Linked DNA regions of Homo sapiens: regions 2, 3 and 4 are each linked to region 1. Evidence: chromatin contacts called from ENCODE Hi-C or POLR2A ChIA-PET data. All regions are on one chromosome and are shown on one strand. The core of a region is the stretch at or near the end of the contact, and the rest is flanking DNA. Distances in the headings are between cores, read along the strand shown.

Region 1 (6,162 bases), core at 2,478-4,977:
AGGTGTATCACTTGTTCCATATATTGAAGCATTTAGTTTGTTTACATTTAAAATAATTACTGATACATTTGGGTTTAAATTTACTGTCCTGTTTTTTTTTTCTGTCTCATCTGTTCTTTATTACTTTCCTCAGCTTTTTTTTTTTGCTTTCTTTAGATTAATAAGTGTATTTTATTACCCCCACCCCCATTAGCTTATTATTTACATGTTATTTTAGTAGTTACCTTAGAGATTATATGCATTAGATTAGTTTTTTGTTTTGTTACTTACCACTTTCTGGGTAGGGCAAAGGTCTTAGAACATTTTGACTTCTTGGGGTTTTTCCCCTTTGGTTTTTATACTTTTGATCCTGGGTTGTTTTTGTTTTGTTTTGTGGGGGAAACGGGCAAGCATGGTGTTTTAAAATTTGAATTCCAGTATTGTTTGTGAAAAATTGTGGAGGCCCTGCATGATACCTTCCTCCAAAGTAAATTTAATTTTGTTCCGGCAGGCAGGTAAAGTACAGTCAGATCACCGTGATCTAGTTGAGGCTAGCTTTTAGTTAGTGTTGGTCTGTTAACAGTTTGCCTTTATTTCCAGGACATACCTATTCACAGAGCATAGTTCCTCTGGGGTCTGAACTGAAAGAAAGCCTGAGGTGTTTGCCAGGTTGCCTTCTGAATTAATGTTCCTAGAATTCTAACAGTTGTCTCTTCAGCACAGATCTTCAGCCTCCCTTTGATAGTTTCTGTTTGGATTCTTGGTGTCATCACCCCTTGCTTAGGGTGCTGTATCAGTAAACATCTCAGTGAAAAATTTCTTGCAGAAATTGCGGCTCTTTGTGTTTCTCTCCTCTTCAGAACCTTGACATCTTAAGTCCTAGCTGCTTGGTAACCAACTCCACTTTTGTCTTTCTGGTTGGGCTCTTATTTCCAGTCCTCCAAAGACAGCAAGTGACTGAAGGGAACCAGTGAAGGCTGGTATGGGGCTCCTCTCAGTATGTTTGCCTTTTCTCCGGAATCTTGGCCCTACAAGTCTAGGTTGCCTTTGTTACTCTTGATGCTTTTAAACACTGGGGGTTTTTGGTTTGTTTTTTTAATTGTGGTCAAATACATATAAAATTTACCATCTTACCCTTAAGTGTGCAGTTCAGAGCTATTAAGTGTACGTTCACATTGTTGTACAGAGCTGTCACCACCATCCTCTCCAGAATTCTTTTCATCTTGCAAAACTGAAATTCTGTACTCACTAAACAGTAACTTTCCATTTTCCCCTCCACCAAGCCTCTGCCAGCTACCATTCTACCTTCTCTGTTTATGATTTGATCACTCATTACCTCATGTAAGTGGAATCATAAGGTGTTTGTCCCTTTGTCACTGGCATATTTCACTTAGCATGTCCTTAAGGTTCATCGTATTACGGCATATGTGAGAGTTTACTTCCTTTCTAAGGCTGCATAATACCGCATTCTATGTGTAGACCACATTTTGTTTATCTGTTCATCTGTTGATGGACACTTGAGTTGTTTTCACCTTTTGGCTACTGTGAATAATGTTGCTGTGAACACGAATGTACAAATACCTCTTCAAGATGTGCTTTCATTTCTTTTGGGTGTATACCCAGAAGTGGAATTAGTGGATCCTATGTTAATTGTTTTTGTAATTTTTGAGGAACTGCTATATTGCTTTCCACAGCAGCTATACTATCTTAGGTTTCCACCAACAGTGCACGAGAGCTCTAATTTTTCCACATTCTTGTCAAAACTTGTTATTTTGTGTTTTGTGTTTTTTTTTTTTATAGTAACTCTTCTAATGGGTATGAGGTGGTAGTTTTTTATTTTCATCCAGCTTTTATAGTTGTTCTTCCAGGGGCGTTGGTCTTACAAAAGCTTTTCTTTCAGTACTAAAGGTGGAATAACATTTTGAGGTAGATGTTATTTTACAGATGAGGCAACTGAGACAGATACTAAGGTCACACCTAGTAAATGGCAGACAAGACTGAAACAGAGGCTATTTGGTTCTTGAATCAGTGCTCTTAACCACTGAATTGTATTGCTTCTCTAATACAGGTCTTCTTTCCTGAAAGATAGTCTTATAAATTCATTGCTCTAAGACCTCAAAGTGTGATTAACTGTTTTTTTTCCCTCTGACCTCTAGATTATTAAATTTGAAGTAGAGAACAGTGTTTTTATTTTATGATTTATTGCAGTTTACACAACTTTAGAGAAACATGGGTTTGATTTGTCCAATATCTTGGTAGACAATTCTTAAATGGAAATTATTTTTAAATAAAAAATTTTCACAACTGTGTTTTTCTTGTTAAAATTTTTCAGACCCCTGAGAAGGATTGTTTTTTTGAGACGGTGTCTCACGCTGTCACCCAGGCTGGAGTGCAGTGGCAGGATCTTGACTCACTGCAAGCTCCGCCTCCCGGGTTCATATCATTCTCCTGCCTCAGCCTCCCAAGTAGCTGGGCTACAGGCTCCCGCCACCACGCCTGGCTAATTTTTTTGTATTTTTTAGTAGAGATGGGGTTTCACTGTGTTAGCCAGGATGGTCTCGATCTCCTGACCTCATGATCCGCCCGCCTCGGCCTCCCAAGAAAGATTTTAAGAAAATTTTTACTGTGGTGGAAACTCTGAGCTTTTTAGTAGTGGCTAAGTCCACCAGGTTTTTTGACACCATATCATATGCTTCTCTACCAAATTTATCAGTAATATTTTTATATCTAGAAATGTTTATCTGTACAATTTACTAATTCATATGTTACTGGTGCTGTTTTAGAAGTGTAGTCAGTTACTGGTATCATGGAAAGTATTGAGAAAGTTCTTTAAACTTCGATCTAATTATAATTAGACTTTTTTTCCCCCACTATGATTCTGCAGTAGAAACTTTTTACTACTTTTCTGCTCATTTAAAATTTTTCTATTTCTGTCTTCATTGTGTTAAACCTTTTTAAATCTGTATTTATTTCATGATTTGAAAGTGAACTCTGAAAATATTTTATTACTTGTTAATAGAGGATTACCTTAGTGATTAAATTTGGTAAGGCAAGTTCTAACATGTTCTGACAGACTTGTCATAGAGTTATTTGCCTCTTTTTTTTTTTTTTTTAATTTTAAATGTGAGTTTAACTTTTCAGGGTTTATCTCTAGCTTACTAGCAGAATAAGTATTTAATATTTATAAAGATTTTTTTAACCCTGTTTACATTTGTCTTTTCGTATTCTCTTTTACAGTAGTAGACAAAAACAGTTACAGATGTTCTTAGTATGAGGATAAGAAACTGAAAGAAGAACTATTTAAGAGTTTGATTAACCAGCTTGACAGTTAGCTTAAAAGACCAACTTTCACAGCAATTCACACATTGTTAAACCTTTTTTTTTTTTCCTAAATAAATAGCTACTGCTGGCCATATGTGGGACCAGGCAGAGGATAGATGAATAAGTACTAATAAATAACTATCCTTGGTCTATTAGGAGTAGTAGTAAAAGTACTGAACTACTTTGAGAGGCCGAGGCGGGTCAGGAGTTAGAGACCAGCCTGGCCCAACATGGTGAAACCCCAACTCTACTGAAAATACAAAAATTAGCCGGGCATGGTGGCACATACCTGTAATCCCAGCTACTAGCGGGGCTGAGGCAGGAGGATCACTTGAACCTGGGAGGCGGAAGTTGCAGTGAACCGAGATCGTGCCACTGCACTCCAGCCTGGGCAACAGAGCGAGACTCTGTCTCAAAAAAAAAAAAAAAGAAGTATGAAACTACTGGACTTTAAAGCAAACATGTTATTAAAAGCTCCCTTAAACTTTGTAATAGAACCAGAGGACTTTTGTATTTATATTTATACTAAGCTTTCAGAGTTGAATGTGACCCAAAGGTTAGTTTTAGAATTTGTTCTCAAACACCTGTTTACTCATAGTTACAAATGAAACATTAGATAGGAATGATAAAATAACAATTTTTAAGTTGTTTCTTTCCTTGGGTGCACCATTGATTTTGCCTAGAACCCATTTATCCTAGCTTGCTTTTCTGTAACATAATGACTATTAAAAATATTTACTAAACTTTTTCTTGCAGGTAAATTAAGTAGTAAGAGTTAAGTTGTTTTTTGGACTTAATTTTCACATTTGTTTTTATTTTAACTTTTTATTTGATTTGTTTGTAATGCCACTCCCTGAGTAATGAAACTATTTAGCGCACTTTAAGAGACACCCCTTGACTTTGCATAGGTTTAGCTTCAATAGGAACTGTATTTTTGCATTGTGTGTCTTGACACCTTTGAGCATACTTTTATGTGCTGAATTTGATTTCTTATACATCATTTAACTATTTAGATATGTTGGTAGGGTGAAGAGGAAGAGGCACATCTTTGCCAAGATGGTGGAAGTAGTAATATCTGTGGTCTTGTAGGGCCAAGCATTTTGTTTGTTGGTGTCCTCGTGTCTTCTGGGCATGCAAAGAGCCCTAGGTCTTGAGTAAGCATTTGCAGGAGTTTTCCATGGAGGTCACCTGGTTGAGCTTTCCTTTTCTTGTGGCTTAGAAAGACTCCATCTCTCTCCAGTCCAACTCCTGGAGACCTGCCTGTCCTAGTTGATGTTTTAAAACTGGTGGTGCTTTTGTATTTTTTTATCCAGCCTTTATAGTTGTTGGCAGGGAAGTTGGTCTTAAAAGCTATTTATTTTCAGGACTAGAAGTGGAAATGAGTGGAATAGCATTGTGAGATAGATGTTATGTTACAAATGAAGTGCTTATGTTACAAATGAAGTTGGTTTATCAAGCTTACTGTATGGATGAAGTCAGATGCAGAACCAGCTGTGAAAAGGGGGGCATGAGGTGGGTCCCCACCATTGGCTCCTGTCTCTCACCACAGGTCCACCTAGCTTGTGAAAGTTTTTGCTCATTGCAGGCCTGCTTGGCCAAGGAATAGCAACCCTTGAGAGAGAACTGTAAATAGAGATTTAAAATGTGGTTTATCTCTGTGGTGATGAAACTCACATCCCTTTATGTAAACATAATGCTTGACTCACATTAGGCTTTCGAACATGTTTTTCAGAACATTTTATATTTAAAATGCCTGTTTTTGGCTTTAAAAAGGCAAGTAGAAAAAGCCACCAACTTTCTATCTCTGCTAAGGTCTCTTTAGTAGATAAGTGACTAATGTCAAACTCATACTACATTTTGGTCACTACATTTTGGTCAAAGCCTGGGATTAAGACATTTTAAAATCAGTCTTTAATTTTTTTTTTTTCTCTTTTGGAATGATTTTTAAAATCTTGTTCATACTTTGAGTTTGCTAGTTAGAGGTAACCGGAGCTGGGACTTTTAAAAAATCTTAAAAAATAGACACATAAAAATTAAAACCTCACAAGAATTTAAATGATATTAGAATCATATCATGTGCATATCACAAGTTTACTGTGAATATATGTGTGCATTTCTGTTTAACATATGCACACAAATACTCAAGGGTTATGCATCTGTACCCTTAATTGTACTTGATGGTAATTAATCATACATGTCAGACATTTAATATAAATGATTATTTAGTATTACTATTAATAGTTTTATAGAGCCACACTTAAGTTTCTGTGTTTCTTCTCCATTTATTAGCTCTTTTTTATCTATAATGAAATTTTAGGGTTATCAAGTTTTTCTTAATATTATATGTCATTTAATTATCATCACACATCTTGACAGTCTCAAGTTGAAAGACAAAGGCTTAGCTCTTACACCACAGTAACCCATGGCTTTAAACATTCTGTGTTCTGCCTACACCTTCCAGCTTCAGGTTGATTTTGTCTCTTACCCGAAATGCTTGTGACCATAAGTGTTTTCAGATTTTGCATTTTGGGGGGATTTTGGAATATTTGCATATACATAATGAGAGATTGTGGGGATGGAACCCATGTGCTAAACATAAAATTCATTTATGTTTTATATACACCTTATATACATAGCCCAAAGGTAATTTTGTACAATATTTTAAGTAATTTGTACATGAAATAAAGTTTTGGCTGCAACCCGATGCATGAGGTCAGTTGTGGAATTTACTTGTGGCATCATGTTGATGCTCAGAGTTTCAGAGTTTGGAGAATTTTAGATGTCAGATTTTTGGATTGGGGTGCTCCAAACTATGTATTCTGATCACATGCCTTGGCTTCCTTTACTGAAGCATCATTTTCC
Region 2 (6,162 bases), core at 2,567-5,066, 1.8 Mb after region 1:
AAAGTGGAAGCAGCTCAGATGCCCATCAGCCGAGGAATGGGTAAACAAAATGTGGTACATTTACACAATGGAATCTTATTCAGTCATAAAAAGGAATGAGGGACTCATATCATGCTGCAACATGGATGAACCTTGAAAACATGATGCTAAAGGAAAGAAGCCAAGCATAAAAGGTTGTATTATTTCATTTATGTAAAATGCCAAGAACAGGGAAATCTATAGAGACAGACAGTAGATTAGTGGTTGCCTGAGGCTGGAAGGATGGAACAATGGGGATGCACTGCTAATGGGCACAGGTTTCTTTATGGGGTGATGAAAACGTTCTGGAATTGGTGATGGTTGCACAGTCTTGTGACTATACTAAAAATCACTGATTTGTAGCCTTTGAAAAGTTAAATTTTAAGGTACATAAATTATATCTCAACAAAAAGAATAGATTTGGGGGCACAGAGGAGAGAGGAAATGAAGATGACAAGGTCCCAGCATAAAGAGTTTTGGGAAGAATGAGAAAAGGCAGCTCAAGATATCTCTGCCTTGATGTGTGAAATGTGGGAGAGATGGGTGGGTAAAGAGGATTTTTAGGAAGCTTGATGTATATTTGGAAGATATTCCCACCTCCTTTCGTTACTTATTCTAGAAACTCCAGAAATTACATAGTTTAAAAAGGATTGTGGAATTGGATGTGTGAGTTTGTGGAATGTGATATTGAACTGGGACTTCCTTGGCTTACACATTCATTCAGTCAGCAAATGTTTATTGAGCATCTACTGAACGTCAGGTCCTGTTCTGTGAACCGTGGGATGCAGCGGTGAATAGGACAGAATGAAGTGTTACCCTCCTGGAACTCATAGTCACGGTGCGGAGCTCTGGCACAGACTTGATGACAAAAGTGAATACATGAGAATTTCAGGTGGTGACAAGTGCTACTAATAAAAAGAAGGTTGAGAAAACCAATAATGAATGACAAGATTCTGAGGGCTACATTTGGGGGAGTTCATGGGTACTTAAAGCCTATAGATTTAGAGACCTTAGATTTAGAATCTTGGATGAGACAATCTCTAAATATCCCTTTTATCTAGAAAAAAAACCCCTGTAACTCATGGATCAGACATGAAAGATGTAAAAGTGACATCTCCAAATTAAAAATAGCTAATATAAAATGTGAGTAATTTGAAAACTGCCAATTTGGAATTTATGCTAATGTAAAGAGGGGCTGGGCTGAGATTTAGTTTTATATTTATCCATAAAAAAGATTTGGCAAAATAAACAATGTTAAAGTCCAACCGCTTAACTAACTCCCTCAGTCAACTCACAGGCATTTCCTGAGGGTCTCCTGTGTCCAAGGAACTGAGATGACACCAAGAGGAGGCACTTGGCAGATGCTAAAACTGGAAGGACCTTGGGTGATGATGTAATAACGACTTCAATCCCTTCACTGTGCAGAGGAGGAAACTGATATTCAGAAGCCCAAGGGATGTGGCCAAGTTTCCACAGTTTGCTAATCACAGAGCTGGGATTACAGTTCAGGTGCCCTAATTCCAGGTTCAGTCAGAAGCATTAATTTGGAAATAATTGTCATGTTAATGGAAGATTGTCTATTTACTAAACCAAGGACCTAGCATCCCCTCTGAAACAGCATATTACTTCTAATTTCTGCTTCTACCCATTAATAATAATGAAACAGTATTTTGTTCATTTTTCCCCCTATTTATTCAGGTTCTTTATGAAACAATACATCACTTCTTAATTCTATTTTATCAGTTAGCAGTAATGATTGGCTGATTTTTTTCTTGCATTCAGCATGATATTCAGAAGCATTAGGAGTAGGAACATCATTTAGATACAGCCCCTGACTTCAAAAAGCTAAAAATCCAGAAGAGAAAATAAGACATGTTCACACATCATTATAATGTAGGGTAGATCTTGATGCCACCATGAGAGAGCCACCATTGACACCAGGTTCCCGAGGAGCCAGGTCACCTCTGCTTGGGTGAAGGGGAAAGCAGGAAAATGTATTCTGACTTTACAAAGCTTTAGAGAAATAAAGTCTGGAGTTCATTAAAAACTGTTCAAATCTTTGGGCAAGGAAAAGCATATAAGCTGCAAGGGAAAAATAAGCAATTTCCTTAAAGCCCCCCAAACAATCATTGTTTAACCACAAGGCACATTTTTTAAATTGGATACTGAGATTTTTAGAAGACTTAAGCAATACTCTGGGCAAATATCTATAACTGCACTCAAGTTGACATCCATTACACCTACACTTAGACTAATGTTAAAACACTTTAAAAAATTCAGTTCCCTCTAAACTGATACCTTTTGCTGTCATGGTTTCAGTTGCAGCTATAATTGTGTAAGGATCTGCTGAAATGACAGCGTTACATGTTTTTAATGAGGCTTGATGGTTTGTGATAGAATAAATACTTCAACATAAAACCAAATTCAATTTTATTAAGTTATAACTTACATACAGTAAAGTGAGGGGGTTTTTTTGGTTTTGATTTTGGTTTTTTGTTTGTTTTAAGACAGGATCTCACTCTGTGACCCAGGCTGGAGTGCAGAGGTATGGTCACAGCTCCCTGCAGCCTCAGGCATCTGGGCTCAAGTGATCCTCCTGCCTCAGCCTCATGAGTAGCTGGAACCACAGACACACACACACACACATGCCTGGCAATTTTTTACAGAGATAGAGTCTATGTTGCCCAGGCTGGTCTTTTTCTTTTTCTACTTCTTTTTCTTTTTTTTTTTTTTTTTTTTTGAGACAGAGTCTCACTCTGTCACCCAGGCTGGAGTGCGGTGGCACGATCTCGGCTCACTGCAACCTCCACCTCCTGGGTTCAAGTGGTTCTCCTGCCTCAGCTTCCTGAGTAGCTGGGATTGCAGGCGCACACCACCATGCCAGGCTAATTTTTGTATTTTTAGTACAGACTGTCTTGAACTCCTTAGACCTGGGCTGAGTAGCTCACACCTATAGTCCCAGCCTCCCAAAGCGCTGGGATTACAGATATGAGTTACTTAGCCCAGCTCTAAGTGTGTTTTGATGAATGGAACACTTTCTGTTGTGATCCTCACAGTTAGCTATTAGCACACTAAAGAGCTGCAAAACTGAACAGAGAGAAGCTGTCTAGGAATCAGTAATAATAGAAACCAAACATTTCAGCACATCCTGTGTGCTCAGGCAGTAGAGTTTGCTATTTACATGAATAACCTCAACTACTTCTTTCATTCCTACAGAAAAGGCACTTTTATAATCCCTACTTTACAGATGGAGAACCTCCAGCTTGGAGAGAAGTTTCTTGGCCAGGGTCACACATCCAGGAAGCGGCTTCCAAACTGGACTCTCCCTGAGCCAGCTCTACTAACTTGGGGGAGAATTTCGTCCCTTTCTTGCCTCTGTCACTAACTGGTTTTGTGATTTGGGGAAATGGATTCATCCTGGAGAAGGCTGGACTAACCCTCTGGTCCCCAGATGCCTCTAGTTCTCTTCCAGATCCCCACCATCCTGGTTCACAAGTGGAAATAAAACATTCTGACCAGTAGTAGCCCCAGGGCTGAAAGTCTCAGACAAACAGCTCTGGAAGTTAAAGAAACAAGCAGAAATGCCACATATGCTGGGACATAGCCCAGATTGCTCCCACGCAAACTCTTCCTTCTTTTTCCCACCCTGAGCAGCTGGCACAGTGGCCAGTACAATGCCATCGAGCAAAGTTCAGGAGGCTAAAGAAACACATGGTGAGGAAGTACATTCGGCCCCAGGCCAGCAGAACAATGTGGCCTCTATCTTCTGTTCTGGCTTCTCTGGTCTTGTCACATCTTCACAAACCATGAACAAAGAGATTTGAGTTGGCTGAGCCACCCTCGTTCTCCTGGCTTACATCACATCACCCCATTCGCTTCCTCCTCCCGCCACCCCCTCTCAGCAATGAAAGTCGACCATTGTCAGGTACGCTCAGAGGAAAGTGTATAATGAGAATGGGGAGCTGGGAATAATAAGGATGCTTATTCTCTGCAGCAGGAGAGTGAGTCTGGAGCCCTAGTTCCAAATTCTGACTCTGCTACCAAATGGCTGTACGGATTGGGGCGCTGAGATTTAAATCTCAATTTCTGCATTTGGAAGATGAGATTAATAATAACTTCAGAATGCTTCTGTGAAAACCAAGAGAGAGAGAATGCACATAAATGCCATAAGTAAATCCCAGAGTATGGCTTCCTGGCATATTTGACTTGACAGCACTGTGAGGAAAGGATTAGATTTGCACAGTGATTTGGGTAAACAGGTAAAGAGGCCCAGAGGGAGTTTTCACTGCTCTGGGACTCTGGTAGCCCTAGAGACTCCTGCTACTCCAGTCCTCTCTTGCTAACCCCCAGGATTGAGGGGTCAAAAATTCATCGCACTTGCAACATCTGTGTGTCAAGGCACACCTCTTCAGGGGCTCCATTATAAACTGTCTTACAAAAGTATGAATTGAATGGAATGATCACATTGATGTGAGTAAATCATTTTACCTCCCTTCACTCAATACTGCCTAATCACTGAGACCACGATATCATTTGTAAAAATAACCCAATGGCATATTCGGACCAATGGTGAGAGTAGGGATGCTTTTGGTTGCAAACATCAGAAAACCAGATTGATCTTGGCTATATTGCTCTTGCATAACAGGGACACCTAAGTTAGTTACTGGTGTTTGTTTGGGATATATCGATGCCAGGGTTTTGGACTGTTGTCTTCATAACTCCTTTGGAATTGCCCTCATGGTTTGCTAAGATGACCACAGACAGCTCCAAAATGATATCATCACACTGTTCAAAAGCAGGATGCAGAATCTTTCTCCTTGTGCACTAACCTCCCATCAGGCAGGAGGAAACATCTAGAAGCCCCTAAGCAGACTCCCTTATATCTCATTGGCCAAAACTAGGTCACATGGGCATTCTTGGCTGAGAGGAAGACAGAGAAAGCAAGTATCCAACTCGTTTAATGGGACACCAGCTGGGGGGATGGGAGGGGGTTTTCTGAGGAGTCAATTACTAGTGTTTGACTAAAGCTATGCAAAGTATTTCTGTTATAACTTAAAAAGAAAAGTCTCATTTCCAGATATTATCCAAACAAACTGACTTCCTATTATTCAAGTATATAAACAAAATTTTAAAAACCAGAGGATCTGCAGTTTCTACAACACCTGCCAACCCTCTACAGACATTTGGCAGCTTGGCCTATAACAGTTTGCTCAGATTTCTTAAAATAGGAATTCCCACTTTCCCCCAGGAAAGTTCCAGGATTCTTTCAAATGTCTCAGGTCTTAAGTCCAAGTTTCCTTTAAATTGCCTTTTCGCCCTAGTGCTTCGACAGTAATCTCACACTGATCACGTCATATAGAGGCTTCTACTACATTTATATCTCAACATCTTCTTGGAAGATAGTCTTTAAAATATGAAGTAGTATTTTTTGTTATTTTAAAGTATAAAATGTCAATATTAAAACCAATAAAAATATTAAAATATATTTTAACATCATCATGGGCATGGATGAATCAATCAAACAGTCCTAGCTTATAATGAAAACCAGCAGTCTTCTGCCTCACCTTCCAATCCTGCTTCCAGCGTCAGTAATTTTCAACTCCTTTTGCTTTTTCTATATGTCTACATTGCATGCTTAAACTGCTGCTTCTTCACTTTTTAATTTTAGACCTCATCTGTTAGCACTCTCCCATGCAACAGGAGGATTTGACTCCCTCGCATTCTTGCACCTATTTTTCTCCTCCACCCATCATCTCCATGTAGTTATGTCACTTTCTTTTTTTAATAAATGTTCCTTTTTACATTACATTCTGTTCTTGTTTTACTGTTGTAAAATTTTATCTTTCCAAAAATATCAATGACCATTTTCTGAAGTTTTCTCCTGCTATCTTCATCTCTCCCATGTTCCTTGTTTGGTATATTCTCTCCTGTTGAAGCCTTTCTTGAAATGTCTGGTGATTCCTGGATGTCCATTACTGTCACTAAAAGCTGAGTGGCAGCTCTGTGTGAAAAGACTGTTGGTGGGCTTCACTATGGTGTGGCAGATGGGGACCTACAGAAATTGGAACCTGGCAGGTCTTCCCTCTTCTGTTGGTCAGTTTCCCCAGAGAGGAACTCACCAGTCTCCCATTGGAGGAATATAAA
Region 3 (6,162 bases), core at 2,705-5,204, 1.7 Mb after region 1:
ACAATGCTCTTGCAACAAAGTTTTCTAAAAGACTGTCATGAGTCAACTAAAATTGGGCTAATTTTTAGAAATTTAACAGTTCTTGACAATTTTTGGCATTTGCTTAGTACTCCATAGGTTACAGGCCTGTATTCTGTTACTGTGGAAGGTGTCCCCTCCTCCCAGCAAAGACACAGGCCTCAGTTGTACTTTGGGTCCCATCCCAACCCCATCCTTTTAGGAACTCTGCACAAACCCTTTTCTAGTCTATATTCAACCACTCCCTCTCCACTGAGCCTTCCCATCAGCATTTAAACATGCTGAAATCAAACCTATTGGAAACAGTTTCTGTCTCCGTTTTCCTCACCTCCCACTGCTCCCCATCCCACCCCTACCTGCAGATCAGCATCTCTTTCAAAGGTCACCAGTGACCTCCATGTTGCTAAATTCAATGATGGTTCTCAATTCTTCTCTCATAGGAGCATTCCACAGTACTGACTCATCGCCTTGCAGGAACATCTGTTTCTGGCTGTCCTCTGACCTTCCTGGCCACTCTTGTCTCCTTGACAAGCTCAACCTCCTCTGCCCAGCTCCATCCCAGGCCTCCTTCTCTTCTTATTCTATAGCCTCCCCACAGGCAATCTCACCCATACCCATGGTTTGAGCTCTTGCCTCTACATGGAGGTCTTCAAAACGGTAAATGGCCACCCCAATTCTCAGCACAAAACCAGTACCTCAATAAAGGCCTCAAAGGCAGCTCCAGCTGAACACTTCCAAAACTAAAGTCATGCCCTTCCCATATCCAGAACCTAGTTCTCTACCAGTTAAGCCCCAGCTCAGTGAATAGCACACATACCTCTTTAGTTGCATAGGTCTGAAACCTAGTAATCACTTAGCACCTCTTTCTCCCACTCCATTTACTATTTATCACCATATCCTGACAATTTTTTATCTCCATTTTCTCAGTATTTCTGTTTATCATATATGGCTCTTAAAAGGATCAGATGAGATATGCTAGCACTTTGAAAAAAAAAAACCTTAAATTTGAGTATTAGTATACATTAACTGAAATCTCTTTGAAAGCAGTAACTTTGGCAAGTTCATCTTTTTTATTTATGCCACATGGTACCCCTAGGACGGTGTTTTGCATGCAGATGGCCATTAAGTAAATATATTGCAATGTATTATTTGAATTGGCTTCATACATGTTCAACTGAGACATTTATATATTTTTAACAATCTATATTTCCCAATCCAGCCATCAAAAAATGATCTCCTAAGATGATGAGACTTTTAAGTTAAATGACCCTGTGAAGCGTATGCTACAATGGATACTTTTGAGTCATTATGATGCTCGTTGTTTTAAAAGCCTATCACCCTTGGCCTAGCTTTCCTAAAAAAAATCTAAATCCAATATTCAAGCCCAAATCTCACATAAAAGAGTCTTACTCCCCCTTACAGTTCATTTTGAGTGGGAGAAAGTATTAGAGGACTATTTAAGCTTTAAGTACCCTGAAGGCAGACAGAATGACAACTTGTAAAGTTGCCTATCTCATTTTCGTATCTTGCAATGAGAGCCGGGATGACATTCTGAGTATGAAATACACTGTGCAATGAAAAGAATTATTGTTGCTGACAACTTCCCAAACTCTTGCATTATGTACATAATTGCAGGCTCAGATTTCAAGACTGTCCTCTAGCAAAATCTCACCACATCAATTCAAAAAACAGCTCCCTAGACTAGATTTCCATCTACATCACAATCTTGCTCATAATCCTCATTCACACAATACTTTTCCTTCATCGTACCTATCAAACTTGCAACCACCTATCCGTTTGTATGACCATTTGCTTCTTGTCTATTTTTCCCTCTATTCACAGCTGTATTCCCAGCACCTAATAAGGTGCCTGACATATCACAAAAATTAAATGGCTCTAGGTGAGTCAATTAATCAAATGAGGAATGAAACAGTCACTTAACTGGAACCAAACAGCAGGGAAACACAAAAGCAAATGAAACAGACCTCGAGGCTTTAAGATCTGATTCTCACCCCAAACCAGACAGAGGATGATTTTCCCCTTATAATTTGTGCGTTCTTCATTTCTCCCATTCTTCCTTTCTTCCTTCAAGGAGAACATTTTAGACCCTCAGAATATTTAAGCTTTAAGTCACTGAGTCTAAAGCCTTACAAATTCAGTAACTGAGATCCAAAGATACGAGGTGACTTGTCACCTTGACCCTTAGGTCCAATGGACCACTCTGCCCCACACCCAATGTCATCCTACAAAACCAATATTTTTATACAAAAGAGAAACCAGGAAAAGTCTAGAGAGAAAACGCATGCGACAATTAGAAGGCTTACTCATCCCCAAGTGTGAGGAACTGCCCAGAAAAATGCCAGAAAACAAAATCAAGTCTGTGCAAAAGATTCCCATGTCACACCACCTGTCCCCTATAATACCCTTCTAATACACTTTCAGGAGCAACTCATCAGCACCCTTAACTCTCAGAACTAATTTGGGGAAACAAAATAGGTTGATAAACATGAAAGAAGGTATCATCAAACTACAACTCTCCTGGCCACCCAGACTAAAATCCACTGTGGAAACTATTCAGCCAGCCACCAAGGAGAGGCAGCAAAATATAGTGCTTAGATTTCAGAGCTCTGGATTTACACAGGCCTGTCTGAATCCCAGCTTCTTACTAGCTGAGATCTGAGGCAAGCTAAGTCGTCCAATCTGCAGTTTCTCCCGCTGTAAAATGGGAATAACCCCCACCCCAGAGGACTGTTAACAGTGTGAAGACACTGTACATAAAGCTCTCCAAACAGTGCGTGGCATGTAATAAAAGCTCAATAAATGTCAGCTATTTGTCATTCTTTTCAGCTATAATTTCGTTCACAAAGCCTACTGCCTTTCTAGCTTCCATATAATTTTAAAGACATTCCTCCAGCCTTTTCATTTTCGAGGGATCTTTTATACAGCAGCTTAGAGCACACTTTCTAGTATCAGACTTCCTGCGAAAACCATTTGAAAACCTGTGCCTCGGGCTCCTCATCTGTGAAACGAGCCTGATAACACCTACCCCACAGGACTGCTGGTAGTAAGCAGTCCCCGAGTTACCCAACCTATCAACAGTATATGATTAAAACGCACTTGGGGAAAAGCAAAGCTGCAACTCTCAAACCCCAAACGACAGTCTTAATCCCAGTCCCACCACCACGATAGTGCCCAGAACCAATCACCAAGGTCGACCCACCTCACGCACCTAGTTTCTTCTCACCCCACGCAGCAACAGCCCCTCCCGCCCCGCCAAACAAGGGTTTTCCGAAATCGCAGGGCTGAGTCTCCTTCCACGGACACCGCACTGCTGGGGCCGCGGCAGAGCCCTCTTAATTCAAGGGGGTGGCCTCCCCACCCCGCCCCACAGCGCCGGGAGGCACGCAGTGCATCCTCCCTGCCTGGTCAGCGCCGCCCCACGCCGTTCGCGCTGCAGCTCCCGGCTCGCGTGGGCTCAGGGCCGAGGCCCCACGTCAGCCGCTTCCCGGACCCCAGCGGGCCGCCTCCCACCCTGCTCGCCGCTGCTCCTGGTGCCGCGGGCCGCCCGCGCGCACACCCAGCGGTCAGGTGCGGCGCCGACGACAGGGTCCCAGGCCCCGAGGCTGGGGAGCCCCTCGGGCCCAGCCGAACCGCACGCGGAGGCCGCGCCGCCAACCGGCTCCCGCCGCTCCCACAACCGGCGCCGCACTCACCGCTACGCCGGAGTCCGGGTTCCTCCGGCCTCGGGCCCGCGCAGGCCTGGCTGAGCCCCAGAGCGTTCACGCCCCGCGCCGCCGCCCGGGGATCCTGGCGCAGCTGTCGGGGCCGCAATGCGAGGGGACGAACGTATGCGACCCCGTCCAACGCCTCCTCGTCCCGGCCCCGGCCGCGTAGACAACTGCAGTGTCGCAGCCCGGCGCAGCCACAGCAGCGTCTGTTGAGCGGAACCGCCTGGGACGCTCACCCCCGGCCGGCACTCGTTGCCTATGCAGAGAGGCTGCCACCCATTGGCCCGCGAGCGGTGGCGCGTGCGGGGCTGGGCCTATCGAATTCGGGCCGGGGAGCGCGGCGCTGGCGGCCCGGGGCGGGGCGAGGTTACTACGGGTCATTCCGCGGAGCCGCCGCGGACCGGACCTGGCTGCAGTCTGCGCGGGGCGGGGGCGGGAACGGGGTCGACCAGGAGGGACGGACCGCGGGTGGGGGAGGGGAGCGGGGATCTGCGGCAGCGACGTGGGAGGAGCGGCTAGCCCAATAGGGTCTGCAGGAGCTCCGTCCCTCCAGGAAAAAACACCCCTCCACCAAAAAAAAAAAAAAAAAAATTACAGTCGCACAATTATTGCTGTAATGTATAAATTTCAATATAAATTATGAAATAGTATGCATATTCTTTTTCGTTTTTAACTGGATTAGTTATCCCGTTCTTGCAGAAATTGCTGTCAAATCCTGCCAAATAAAATGGCTTTTGGAACTGCCTGGGGCAAGAAGAGCCTCAAAAACTCAAAGCTTATCCATTATCATTTCTCTTGTTTTGGCCTCACTTGACCTAGCATATAACCCGTTTTCCTCTAAATGCACTCACCATGCAAATTTGCTATTTCTTTTCAAAAAATAAAGTTTACTCCAAATTATTGTTTTTGAACGTTCTTAGGAATCCACAGTGGTTCTGTATTTTAAGGAGTTTGCCATTGTTTCTCGTTTTAGACACTAAACAAGGATAAGAAAGAAAGCATCCAGTGCAGGTAGTAGAACTACATGTACTGTAAGAGAGAAGATTTTCACTCACCCAGTACTAGTAGGATTGGTCTCTTTTTTTAACCCAACATATTGTTTAGTTTGCCTGTGAACTTTTCCTTAAGTAGGTGAAAGGTTGCCTTCCTGAGCCAGCCTCAGGCTAAAGCAGGCCTCATTTCCCAAGAGAATCAAAATCAGGAAGCCGCCAGAACTTGAACTAGGTGGAGCGATGATGCACCAAGCAAAGAGAGCTCACTCACCGTGGGCCAAGGGCCAATCGAGAACCTAAAGGGATGGATACCTGACTCAGGCAAACTGTTCTCCCACTTCAAAATATGGCAGTTCAGTTGCTCATTAATCTGTTGAAATCTTATCAAAGGATACATCCTGAAGATAAATGGAATGCAGAATTTCTTATCTGAAAAGACATTCGCAGCTCTGCAGAGAGAAGCAGGCTTTAGAAGTAGTACTTCTAGAACCATGAAATCCTCTGGAAAATACTGGTTTTTTTCCGAGAGAAGAAAACTAATATTGCACCTTTTTATCTATCCATAAGCCTAAAACAGACTAGAAGAATTCCAACAATATCTTTCTTCATTATCTTTATATTATGGAATATATATTATGGATATGGACCTATATTTAAAAGAAAATGGTCCTGGGAATTAAAATTCTAAATTCTCATCTTGTTTGCTGTTTAACAAGCTAAGTAGAAATACATAGAGATACTTCAGAGACATTGTGGGTTTGGTTCCAGACCACTGACACTTAAAGGGAATATCAAAATTAAGTGAGTCACATGAATTGTTTGGTTTCCCAGTAAATATAAAAGTTATGTTCGCCGGGAGCGGTGGCTCACGCCTGTAATCCCAGCACTTTAGGAAGCCAAGGCAGGCGGATCACCTGAGGTCAGGAGTTCGAGACCAGCCTGACCAATATGATGAAACCCTGTCTCTACTAAAAATACAAAAATTAGCCAGGCGTGGTGGCATGCGCCTGTAATCCCAACTACTCGGGAGGCTGAGACAGGAGATCGCTTGAACCTGGGAGGCGAAGGTTGCAGTGAGCCGAGATCGTGCCATTGCACTCCAGCCTGGGCAACAAGAGTGAACTGCATCTCAAAAAAAAAAAAAAAGTTATGTTCATACTATAAAGCGTGCAATAGCATTATATTTAACAAAACAATGTACATATCTTAATTTAAAAATACTTTATTGCAAAAAAAATGCTGGCAATCACCTGAGTCTTCAGCAAGTTGTAATCTTTTTTGCTGGAGGAGGGTCTCACCTCAGGGTTGATGGCTGCTAACTGATCAAGGTGATGGTTGCTGAAGGTGGGGATGGCTGTAACAATTCCTTAAAATAGACAACAATGAAGTTTGCACCATAGGTTGACTCTTCCTTTCACAATTTC
Region 4 (6,162 bases), core at 2,506-5,005, 1.6 Mb after region 1:
ATAGGCTCGTAAAGGTCAACTGCCTGGCCAAATGGTCATACACTAATAATCTACTTATAAATTTCACCTATTTAAATGATGTAGGTGTTAACTTAATATTTAGCCTAGTACCAAGTACCGCAGATGCCAAAATTTTAATTTCTCTCTATTTAGGAATTCCTAAATGTCAGTATCAGACGGTATAAAATGATTCACAGAAACTTTCTCTATCCAAGCTAACAGAAATCTTTATGATTGCTGAACTTGAATTGCCATACCAAACTCTGGATAAGCAAAAGCAAAGTAAACAAGTTTCTGTTTACATAACCAGGTGGACTAGTTATATTATTCAAAGTCCCTCTATTCAAGCCTTAAATGCTTACTGGCACCGCCAGGTTTTCAATATTTTATCTGTTTATCGTAAGTGCTGGTAATACCAAATATGCATTAGTAAAAACTCCCTTTTGAAGTTTTTTAACATATTGTCTTTAGAAATTTTCCTCAACTTAGACAAAACCATAAATCCCTAATTACATACGGACTGTATAAAAAGCTCCTCTCTCTGCAAAAATATATAGGTAATTAATTCCCAAACATGGCTGTGTCAGTAATATACATCTCAAACACCTTAAAATCATCTGACCATGTTCATTTTATAAATGTAAACATTTAAGAAATTTCTAGAAGAGGTTGGATAAAAACGGAAAAGGATAAATGCTGCCATCTAGTGTCCCATGCAATTACGCATTTAAGAAATAAATTTTTATTTTGATGGATAAAGCAACTGCATTTAAGATGGTACTTATTTACTTTACTGGTCCCAAACTCTCACCTTGCTCTTTACCCCCATGAAATGCTCAGCACAGGGAGCTCCAATGACTTCAAAAGGAGCTCTGTGAGGGTTAGAAGACAGATGACAACTTGGCCAAAATGTGCAGGAACTGGATTATAATTATTAAGAATTTTACACTCTAAAGGTTAAGAATGCACTACCTTCCAGATTCTAATATGTAAGTGACAGGATTTATAAATTTCAAAGACTATGTGTGTTCTGAAAAGGTGTTTGATATATAATCTAAATATGTAAACTCATGCAATGATGCCACCATGTGGCAAAGGAATCAAATGAGCGTAAGATTTCCACATATGTAAAAAATAAAATATAAAACGAAATCTGAATCTCATGATTTTAATTCTTTAAACCACTGAATCATCTAGTAATTATGTTTTTCATAAATATTACATTTAGAGGACACTACCCACTCTATATTGTATCTGATTTGTGCTGGAAAAGTTTCTAATCCTAACTTTGTCCCTATGGCTAGCCCAAGACAAGATTAAACTATTTATTCCTTGCCAATATCATTGAACACTGCTGCAGAACAGCCAACCTTATTAAATCTAGGACCTCAACACCCTGAAGCAATCCTATCATACATCCCTGGTCTATTCGTTTTCTCACCCTCTGAAATACCTCTGAAACCTTCTCTCTATTCAAATAGCCTCCTCTGGGCAGGTGCACTGGCTCATGCCTGTAATCTCAACACTTTGGAAGGCTGAGACAGGCAACTCATTTGAGGCCAGGAATTCGAGACCAGCCTGGGCAACACAGCAAGACCCCATGTCTAAAAAAGTGTAAAAATTAGCCAGACGTGCAGTACATGCCTGTCGTCCCAGCTACCTAGGAGGCTGAGGCAAAAGGATCACCTGACCCCAGGAACTCAAGGCTGCAGAGAGCTATGATCATACCACTACACTCCAGCCTGGGCAAGAGTGAGACCCTGTCTCAAAATACACACACACACACACACACACACACACACACACACACACACACGTACACACACACCTTCCACCCTTCCTTCTCTCTACTTACAGGTGGTAATCTTGTCTCCTACTGAAAACCTCTTTAAGCACTAGGACTTGTTTTACTTTCACTATTTAGAAATATTTCAAAATTACACACATTCCTGTCTTCTTCAGTAAAGTACACCTGGCTTCATTTAACCATTCTCTCTGCAACTGAAGATCACTATGAAAAAATTATTCTGAGGGGAGCCACAGAGTAAAAATATTCAAGAGATCTGGATAGTTGTAATAATCATGATAATGATAATGAGGGTAACTAACCTTTATTAGTGCTTACTACATGCTAAGGACACGGCAAGTGTTAACTTATTAAACTCTTACCATACCTGTAAAAAACTGTTACTATTATTATCCCTATTTTACACATGAGAATATGGAGATGTAGAGTAAATATAACTTGTTCAAAATCATGTAACTAATAAGTAATGGGACTAGAATATGAACCCAGGCAAACTCATTCCAGAGATTAAGCATAAAATCACAATGCTTCAACTGCACTGTAGAAAGAAGTCCGGGTCTTATTAAGCAGGTGAGTAAGGTGGCCTGATTAACAATTGTGAAAAATCATTTTTATGCTGTGTGTGAGTGAATTACAGTTGGGGGCAAGTGTGGAAGCAAGGAGGCCTGCTAAAAAAAAGGCGGGGGGAGGCTGTAAGGGATGTAAATCAGACACCCCTGATTTTTTGGCTTCAACAATTTGGTATGCAGCAGTGCCTTTAATAAATAGGATGAAAGGAGAGGGACAGTTTGGAAGGGGAAACTAAGAGAAGAGTAATATAATAACCAACCCACAAATCCCAGCCAAGAGACTGACCATAATTTGTTACATATAGCATGATGCAAATGTCCTAATAAATCAGAAAATAAGTTTTATACACATACACAAACAGGGTAAAAAAATGTGACTAAGAAATAACACAAAAGACGGCATTAAGAAAGAGGAAAAGAAAGCTAAGTCAACTTACAAGGACATAAATGAGTGTTTCTATTATCTTTTTGGATCAATTTAGAAGGAATGTCATAGTGAAGTCTTCTCTAAGCACCATATTACATAATCCCTCATTCTCTTCTTATTTTTATAAAATATCTAAGAAAAAATCAAGTGTTTCTGATGGCTCACAAAGTATATGAGCCAGCTTGTACTCTTTTCTGTTTCTATTTTTAGTCTTTGCAGCTTTGTTCTATTTCAGGTATACATGTATTTTAAGGTTGTCCTGAAATCATTTCACTGTTCATTTCAAGACGACGTTAGTGCAATGCATTTACTGCTGGGAACACTGGAATCAGGTGATGCTGACACAGGTTCCAGCTCTTAACTCTGCTACAGTTTTATAAAACCATATGAAACTTAAAAGGACCCTGAAAAGGCCTGCCAAGCAACCAAGTGCCTTTTGTTTTTCTGTCCCCCAAGGAAGAATCTGGTCGTAGTGAAGCTGGTGGCTACTCTACCTTGGACACAACGAGAGCAGGGTCATCGCCACTGCCTTTTTTCATCCACTCATCCTCCCCTCAGGACCTCAAAATAGACTGTTGGGATAAGATGGAAACAAAGCTTCAAAGTTCATTAATTTGAAATAAGGCTTGTGCATCTTTCCTTCAACCATATCAGATACAACATTCTGGGGTTAATCCCCAAAAGTCTTACTCAAAAAATATTTTAAATATTGCTACAACATTCGTTTTCTTTTCCAGTTGAAGATTATCTTCAAATATGGAAACTATTTAATGAAGACACACTTCACTGAGCTTGATCAGCTAGCAGGCACTAATAGCAGAAAGTACACAGCTTAACCCACCAGTTGTGAAAGTTCCCCTTTTCAACACCCTAGGCAGATGCTGCTACTGATGCAATGCAATGGGTGTAACAAGAAACCAAGAGAGGGGAAAACGAAAAAGGCCTAGCATGTTTAACATGCAGCTGAGATACCCACTCTGCAGTCTGCAGATCACTGCCACAGCTGCAACACAGAATGAACAGAAACTAAAGCCTCAGCTAACCAGCGACACTGCACACTTTCTTCTTGAGTATGGCCAAGAGAAACTACTTGTTTCATTTATTATATGCAAAATCTAAAAATTAATTCTACTTTCCCAATGAACCTAAAGAAAACTATAACATGTTCCCAAGACACAGTCTAGACACAGCCTTCTGAACAAAGTTTGATGAACCACAAATGCCAATTTCATAGCAAATGCTAGTAGGCAGATCTTCTGACATATAGAAATTCAAAACCTCCTTTTACTAACTAAATAAAACTTCACAGTAATGAACTATAGACAGAAAAAGTTGCTAAAAAACAGTCTGTCTCACCTAACTTTTATGAGTTCAAATACTTCATACTTTGTTGAATAATCATTGAATACAAAGGCACTATGGTTAAGATAAGCAGGAAAGAGCCACATACACTTACACACGCACATTTAGGAAACAACTATCATAGCTCTAGGATTTTATTTTGTCCAGTTATACTGATACACGAATTAGGAAGAAATTTCATATTCACCACATAAGCTTTTCTTCTTTTTACACAATTGAGAACTAGTTTGCTGCTGTACATACCGAATGACGACTGAAAGACAATACTAGCCACATTAAAATGAATAAAATATGTGTGGGATACCGGAGAAAAACGAAGCTTCCTGAAACATAAGACTTCTGTATATATGCTTAGACTAAAAGAGAATCCAACCTTTGAATTCAAATAGCATATCAAAGACAAAAAAATGAATCTATAAGCAGATAGAAAAGTAGAAAACTTTTGCACATAAAAATGTACTGTTTTCAGTACCTTCTCATAACTACCCGATTTCTCAAAAACAGACTCAAGAACAGAGTGCCATAAAAAGCTGTGCTGGTTGGGCGCTGTGGCTCATGCCTGTAATCCCAGCACTTTGGGAGGCCGAGGTGGGCGGATCACCTGAGGCTGGGAGTTCGAGACCAGCCTGACCAACATGGAGAAACCTTGTCTCTACTAAAAACACAAAATTAGCCGGACGTGGTGGCGCATGCCTGTAATCCCAACTACTCGGGAGGCTGAGCCAGGACAATCACTTGAACCCAGAAGGCGGACGTTGCGGTGAGCTGAGACGGCACCATTGCACTCCAGCCTGGGCAACAAGAGTGAAACTCCATCTCAAAAAAAAAAAAAAAAAAAAAGGCAGTGCCAGATATGTAAATATGACAAAAGCAAACTTCATTATGATAAAATGTTTTGGAAATTACAATCCATAGGCTGGAAAAGAAAAATCAAACATGCTTAACTCATGATTTCAATTTCTAGAAATGTGCTATTAACTTCAGCGAGATCTTAAATAGAAAAAAATTCAGTTTTTTCTAAGTCTGCAAAAGAAATAGGGAATATGTCTTAAAAATAAGGTGACCACATAACTATCCAAACTAGGGCACTTTTGAGACTGTAAGGGGGCACTATTAATGTCACAGCAACAAGTATAAATCAGGATGGTTTCAGATAAAACAAGATACACAACTACTCTATTTAAACGTGAGGAAATTTACATATTCTGTTGTCAAGTTAAAATGTTTTTAGTTTCTAGGAATTACTGACATCAACTTGCTTGGCATCTCCTTCATGTTTTGAGGAAAATGATGTATGAAATTTGTTTAAGTGGCAAAATTAATGGGCCATATATAGAGGAGGTTAAGCAACATCCCTCTGGCCCTCCAGTAAAAGAGGAGCTCTGAGTTTTTCATTCCATAGTTGCAGTTATTTGGACTCTCCTTCAAGAGTTGACGGTTTCCTTGTAACTGACAGGAAAAAAAGCCAGTTGGGGATCAAAGTAGCTGGAAATGGTTAAAAGATATTAAACCTATTACCTAACCAAATTATCAACCAACTACACATCACTTCACTGTACCCCCTCTAAAAAATACTTTATCTTCAATTTTTAACTTACTAGAGTTTCAAGAACTGCTCATAAGGAAGTCACATATCCAAGTTCATAAACGGCATTCTCACGCCATTTCTATACTACCAGTGAAACACACTATTCCACGATCTAATTTTCCTCATTGAATTTTCTACTATAATTTTCCTCATTGAATTCTCAAGATAATAGTAATCTAATAATAAAAGCTAGAGCATTTACATTAAGTGCCACAAATTGTTCTAAGCACATTGCAGATATATACACACACACTCAATCCTCACAAGCATGAAAGCTGTGATCAGTGAAGAATGGAGGGTATGAGTTCTGGAGCCAGAAGGCCTGGATTCCAGTCCCAGCTTCCCTAGCTGTAGTGTCCCTGGGGTAGGTTACCTCAACTATCTGTGCCTCAGTGCTGTCATCTGTAAA

The links. Hi-C counts contacts between places; a loop is a spot of excess contacts on that map. ChIA-PET counts read pairs that join two places held with the same protein, here RNA polymerase II (POLR2A). Pooled maps may share reads with other maps.
Region 2: a loop to region 1 is called in a pooled map, with 4 times the contacts of the local background. The contact joins two enhancer-like sites. A Hi-C loop is called at or near these places in 2 of 37 single-sample maps with no recorded cell type and 3 of 50 pooled maps.
Region 3: a map with no recorded cell type shows a loop between it and region 1 (7-fold over the local background). The contact joins the promoter of ACSL3 here to the enhancer-like site in region 1. A Hi-C loop is called at or near these places in 1 of 37 single-sample maps with no recorded cell type and 3 of 50 pooled maps. POLR2A ChIA-PET finds 5 or more read pairs at or near these places in 2 of 52 experiments (CD4-positive, alpha-beta T cell and PC-9).
Region 4: a loop to region 1 is called in a map with no recorded cell type, with 9 times the contacts of the local background. The contact joins two enhancer-like sites. A Hi-C loop is called at or near these places in 2 of 37 single-sample maps with no recorded cell type and 4 of 50 pooled maps. POLR2A ChIA-PET finds 5 or more read pairs at or near these places in 1 of 52 experiments (OCI-LY7).

What each region holds. Positions count from the first base shown.
Region 1 is chr2:224,519,001-224,525,162 of GRCh38, reverse strand. All of the region lies in intron 3 of CUL3 (cullin 3), which reads left to right. Among named protein-coding and RNA genes, the nearest start is that of CUL3, 63 kb to the left of the region's middle. RefSeq lists a silencer at 3,436-3,505. Within about 2 kb of position 3,727, at least 5 of the 41 ENCODE cell types and tissues checked have a DNase peak (open chromatin) inside an H3K27ac peak, as active enhancers do; they include OCI-LY7, where a contact is called at or near this core.
Region 2 is chr2:222,731,750-222,737,911 of GRCh38, reverse strand. No RefSeq gene overlaps it. Among named protein-coding and RNA genes, the nearest start is that of MOGAT1, 63 kb to the right of the region's middle. RefSeq lists a silencer at 3,528-3,822. Within about 2 kb of position 3,816, at least 7 of the 41 ENCODE cell types and tissues checked have a DNase peak (open chromatin) inside an H3K27ac peak, as active enhancers do.
Region 3 is chr2:222,858,828-222,864,989 of GRCh38, reverse strand. It overlaps ACSL3 (acyl-CoA synthetase long chain family member 3), which reads right to left and starts at 3,954. Exons shown (of 17, transcript NM_004457.5): 1 at 3,732-3,954. RefSeq lists silencers at 3,459-3,828, 3,899-4,228 and an enhancer at 3,945-4,239.
Region 4 is chr2:222,909,889-222,916,050 of GRCh38, reverse strand. The region is part of intron 4 of ACSL3 (acyl-CoA synthetase long chain family member 3); the gene reads right to left. Among named protein-coding and RNA genes, the nearest start is that of ACSL3-AS1, 6.6 kb to the left of the region's middle. Within about 2 kb of position 3,755, at least 6 of the 41 ENCODE cell types and tissues checked have a DNase peak (open chromatin) inside an H3K27ac peak, as active enhancers do; they include OCI-LY7, where a contact is called at or near this core.